Linked DNA regions of Mus musculus: region 1 is linked to region 2. The links are chromatin contacts, found by Hi-C or POLR2A ChIA-PET in ENCODE. All regions are on one chromosome and are shown on one strand. The core of a region is the stretch at or near the end of the contact, and the rest is flanking DNA. Distances in the headings are between cores, read along the strand shown.

Region 1 (2,700 bases), core at 139-2,638, 150 kb before region 2:
ACAGTTAGGGCTCTGGTGGCCTGTCAAGAGATGCGGCTTTGACATGGCACCTAGGATGTGTGTGATATGACTTGTAGACGTGACAAGCTCGTTCTCGGGCTATCACAGCCGGGGGAAAAAACCTAGACTAATTTTGCAGCGCAAGAGAGGACAAGGTGAGCCTATAGGGAAGGTGAGGGGTGGGTGCTGGAGAATTAAGAGATGCAAAAAAAGAAACAGCCAAGTACTGTGAACAAAGTAAACGCTCCTCGGAATGTCTCCAGACTCTACAGCCGGCCACTGGAAACCCATCACGGAGAGGCTGCGGTAAGCACAGCTCTCAAGCACAAGTGAGTGGGGCAGATGCTTGGAAAACCCACTTTCTACAGAGGGGAGAAATGGCAAAGAGGGCAATTCACAAAGGAGAGCTGTCTTCCCAACTAGGTGCAGCACCAGAGGACCTTTTAAAGAAGGCAAGATCACAGGGATCTTCCACAGGGCGCATTCATCCATTCATCGAGCAGATGCAGAAAAGAGTGAATTATTTTATTTACCTCTCACAAAGGAGAATGCTATAAAGATTCTCACTCCCAAAATGTCTTTTTGAAAGCAGTCAGCTGAAATCCAAATAAAACAATGGTGAATGCACACGTTTGTCGTAGACTTACTAACCTGTATAAAGAAATCTCTAGAAGCTGCTCTCCAGTATGTTACCAGAATTGAAAACAACTGATTTGACTTGTCAGGGTAAGTCCTTTGCCCCAAAATTATTGGCCCATGAAGGCCCCACACAGAGAAGCATAACTTAGGCTATGGGCACTGAACCATATAGATCCATGTTCAAAGCCCGACTGTGCCATCCTGTCGGTGAGGACTGGCCTTGACTCCAGTGAAGTCGCTTGCCCTAGGTGGGTCACACTGCATCATTAAGGCAGACCTGGGGCAAGAACCTTGCCCTTGTTCTTTCCAGGTACCTACTGACCAGGCAGCGAGTCCCCTGCGCAGCTATCCCCCATGCCTGGGAAGCCTTTGTCCCCCCTCTCCCCCAACTCACCAGAGAGCACCCGAGGAAGTGGCCCACGGGTAGGGGGCAGTCAGAAAGGGGGTGCAGTCCGCAGGGGGTGGGCGCGAGCAGGAGGGGAAAGAGGGGCGGCCGGGTGGTGATTGGCTGGGCTTCACCAGGCAGCTCCCGGCCAAGAACAAAAGAGAGCAGGCGGCGGGCGTCTTTGGAGTAGGCGCTCCCACCCGCGGGGCACCGGCTTCGCTGCTGCGGGAGGACGCGCCCACCAGCAGCCCGCGGAGCAAGCCAGGCGGCGCGCGCGGTTTCTCCGAGAAAGCCGGCCGTGCACCTAGGAATTAACCGGCCGGCGCGCGAGGGGAGGGAAGCGGGGCGGGCGAGGGGTGGAGGGGGGGAATGCTGAGCGCGCGCGAGAACAATAATAAGATCGTGTTTGCGGTCGCTGCCCGAGGAGGAATTCGGAGGAGGCGCGAGGCCCGGAGCTCGCACGGAACCCAGAAGCTCGGCGGGGAGGCGGCGGCTGCATGAGGCTGGCGACGCGGCTCCTGTGAGCAGCGCGCGGCGGTAGCGGCGGCGTCGGGACTCGGCGCGGCCGGACGCGGGCTCCCATCCCCCGCAGCCGGGCGGGGATCTGCGGGGCCTGCGGTGCCCCCCGCCCACCGCTCGCCTCGGCCACTGCCTCGCCGCTCTCCCTCGTCGGAGCGGCCGCTCGAGCGTTCGGCTCGAGGCCCCGCGGGGAGCGCGGCGCGGTTCCGTCGTCCCGCGGAGGGGCGGCCTCCCAGCATCTTCGCGGCGGCCAAGGACCGGCGAGCAGGAGAACGACCGGGATGGCGCGTCCGCGGCCCCGCGAGTACAAAGCGGGAGACCTGGTCTTCGCCAAGATGAAGGGCTACCCGCACTGGCCCGCCCGGGTGAGTACGGCGGCCGCGCGCGCGGGCCCGCCCGCCCACCATTTTCCCTTCATGATGGCGCGCCCGCCCCCTTTCCCCATCACCTCGGCTCGAGCCCGCCTCGCGCCTGGCCGCCGCCTGGGCTGAACCGCGAGCTGTGCTGCGCACCGGGCTCCGGGCCGAGGCGAAGGTTCCGGGCTGCGCCCTCGCCGGCTCGGCGGCCATCCTGACGCCCACGTTCGAAGGCGGGTTCGACCGGACAGGCCCGACGTCGCCTTCCTCATGGAAGCCGGCGGGGACCGGGAAGCGGGTCCGGGGTGGAGGCGCCGGCTGGCTCCCAGCATGGTCCTGAGTAGACGCCCTGATCCGGGCGAACGTCGAGGCAGGTAGGAGAGCGAAAGGCTGTCCCCCAGCCGGCGAGAGCCGGTGACGGTCAGTCCTGGGAAAGGGGATGGTCGTGCAGAGGCCAGCGGCAGTCTCATGGTAGCAATCTTCGATCTCAGAGCATCCTTCATCTTCCAGACTTGTTGAGTGTTTCCTGGGCGCGATCCCCTGTGCCTCACCTGCCCTCTCATTGTCCATTGCCTCCCTGGTGCCCTGGTTCTTAGAAACTGACACCAAATAGCCTGTCACTGGCTGGTGAATTCAAGGAGCTTCCTTGTGCCTTTTCACCTCCATATTTGTTTTAGGTCGGTTCCCGAACCTTATTCTTGGCCTCGAACCAAACCCACGACAGCTCTCTTCTTCCTAAACAGCAAGACTGTCGCTAGGTTTTCTCTAGAAAGCATCTGCATTTAATACACAGCATTCAGT
Region 2 (2,799 bases), core at 203-2,702:
CCTTCCTACATGCCAAACAAACCCTTAACTCCATTGTCAAATCTAAGATCAAGTCTTAAGAATTTTACATTGGGTTTCTGCCATTTGGATTACAAACCCCTGTTCTTTCCATTGGGGCAAGTGGCTGTGTGACAGATTGACCTGAGGCGGGGTCCTGTCCTTTCTAGCTGGTGATGAGGTACTCTAGAGGTACCTGTGGAGAAGGCTGACGGTTCCTTAGAGGACATTGCTTCCCCCTCCTTTGCCCATCCAGGCACCATCAGAAATACACCAATCCGTGTTCCTCCCCTGATAAAAACTGTCAAGTCTCTAGAGCAGTGGTTCTCAACCTTCCTAATGCTGCAACCTTTTAATACAGTTCCTCATGCTGTGATGACTCCCAACGGTAACATTACTTTTGTTGCTACTTCCTAACTAATTTGGCTACTGTTATGAATCGTAATGTAAATATTTTTAGGGCATCATGATTTCACCTCAAAATTCATCAAATTACTACAGTATAGTTTTGGCTCCACTTTGTGCCTCTATTTGTAATGTATTTCAAAAAAGGTGTGGTGTGGTTTAACACCTGAATCACCTGAGTCTTAGGCTTTAGCCACTTTCTCACAACACACCACTTAACGTGTCATGTGGAAAGGGTGTCTCTGGGAGAGTAAAATGAGACATCCCATTCTGATCCCAACCTTTAGTGGCTGTTTTCAGCACTCACATTCCAGTCTCACCTGTTTGTGAATCTGAATGCTGTCGCCCTTTGACATTTGTCACAGTCTCTGTCCTCCTCCTTAACTCCCCTCTCACTGGCACAGGTCACTGATAATTTGGTTATGTATTCAGGTAGCTCCTTAACTATTCCACTTGGATGTCTCCAATCATTTCAAACTTAATGTACCCTGAAAACTCCCCCTCGGACTGCCACAACTGCTAGCCGTAGACTCGGGCATCTTCAGTTAATCTTTTCCCCATCTCAGATTATTCAGGTCCCAAAGATCCTCAAAATGGTAACAAGCCATCTCCCATTTAGGTAGCAGATCTTCCTACCTCTGGGCATATACCATCTATACATTCTAACCTTATTGGACAAGGCCAGTCCCTAACTTTAGCACTTGCATTGATTTGCCTCTGCTTCAGTTTCACGAACGGTTGTATTCAACTCCACAGTGGATCTCCTCTCCTTGCGCACTGCCCTGTGCGAATTGCCATGGTGCCGCGTTGGGCAGGCGAGCACCGAGGCTGGCTGCTCTTGCCAACCCTAAGGATAGGTGACAATTTTCCCTCTGCTGGCAAAGATGGCTCACCAATGGATCACACCCTGAGGCTGGCAGGTTGCAAAGGAAGGAAAACAGTGCCATCTCGGGGCGAGGTGGCACTCTTAGGTGCCGGCCGACGCGCCTGCCGCTTCCGCCCATGACTTGCGCAGGCGCACAGAACTCTTCCGCCACGCTGGCGCCTGCGTGGTTGGGATGCTGCTGCTTGCTGTAGGTCGGTGTGCTTGGCCTCTGTTAGACTCCTGTGTGGTTCCACAATGCCTAAGAAAGCCGGTGCGACAAGCAAGGCCAGTGGCAAGCCTCGTGTTGTGGAGAGGGTGGGCCACGGGGCTACACTGGCGGGGAACAGACGCAGCGCCTGGAGGGCGGAAGACCTCCCTTCGGGTCCAGGTCTGAGACTTCCTGGGTCGCACATTAGCTCGCCCTAAGGATGAGTAGGCTCCACTGCGCACCCGCTGACCACCGTCTTTGCTCTCTCACTCTGAGGGTTACACTTCCCGGCAGGCTGTGCGTTCTGCCTCCCTATGGTGGCTGATCGCTTCCTTCTGTCAATGAGACTGCACTCCCTCCCCTAATATCCCTTTGTTTTCTGTCGCTGTGATCCCAGCCCCTTGAAGTCAGGGAGTTTGAATCCTTATTCCTCTTCATACCCGCTGTCCGCATACTGCCCTGGAAGTTGTTTTCTGTTAAGTTGTTAGATGGCATTTAAATACCAGTCGTCGTTCTTTCTGCAATGGACTCCTCACCCACTCTTGAGCGTTAGGATGCATTGGCTATAAAGATGACTAATAAATGCCCCTTCTCTTGAGAAATAGAAACGATAAAGTAGACTGTGGGAACAAGTCCTAAGCTAGCCAAGAGATCTTAAGTAGAACACATACCTACACAGAGACAGCCCCACCCCACCCCCCTCTCTGTCTCTGTATGTTGGATCATGAAGGGATGTGGGAGGAGCACGGTGGTGGCTAGTTTCTGCATGTAGGCCCAGTTTAGTGAAGGTGAGGGTAGTGATGGCTCAAAATAACTGAAGTATTTTGTTACCTGTGAAATTGTGTGTCATTTTAGGGTAAAAACCAAACCAAAGAACCAGAGACAGCACCTCCTGCTGCAGGGCCTGTAGCAACTGACCCTAAAGGTTTTGTCACCATAGCCATTCATGCCAAACCTGGCTCCAGACAGAACGCTGTGACAGGTACGTCTGAGCACTGGGTGGGATTTGGATGTGGATAAAGCAGCGTTTTCATCTTATTTTTGCCTTGTTATCTAAAAGCTTATCCTGTAACTGTAAATGGTATTTTTTATGTCTGCGTTTAGAAGCTTCTCCATCTAAACATTCTATAGTCTCATATAGAGGTATTTGAAAGAAAATGTACAATATTTAATACCAAATCAGATGGAATCTGTGTATCTTTTCCTTTTTAAAAATGTGGTATTTTGTAGATGGGCCTGGTCATATATGCCAATAATTCACAAGTACTTAGTTAGGAACTGAGGCAGGAGGTCAGCTAGACTACAACAAGACCCTGTCTCTAAA

The links. Hi-C counts contacts between places; a loop is a spot of excess contacts on that map. ChIA-PET counts read pairs that join two places held with the same protein, here RNA polymerase II (POLR2A).
Region 1: a loop to region 2 is called in a map of heart, with 5 times the contacts of the local background. The contact joins the promoter of Hdgfl3 here to the promoter of 3110040N11Rik in region 2. A Hi-C loop is called at or near these places in 7 of 37 maps with a recorded cell type or tissue (heart, left cerebral cortex and regulatory T cell). POLR2A ChIA-PET finds 5 or more read pairs at or near these places in 1 of 5 experiments (Patski).

Annotation. Positions count from the first base shown.
Region 1 is chr7:81,933,147-81,935,846 of GRCm38, reverse strand. It overlaps Hdgfl3 (HDGF like 3), which reads left to right and starts at 1,388. Exons shown (of 6, transcript NM_013886.4): 1 at 1,388-1,908. The coding sequence starts at 1,825.
Region 2 is chr7:81,788,108-81,790,906 of GRCm38, reverse strand. 3110040N11Rik (RIKEN cDNA 3110040N11 gene) reads left to right here and starts at 1,452. Exons shown (of 5, transcript NM_026077.4): 1 at 1,452-1,552; 2 at 2,331-2,457. The coding sequence starts at 1,523.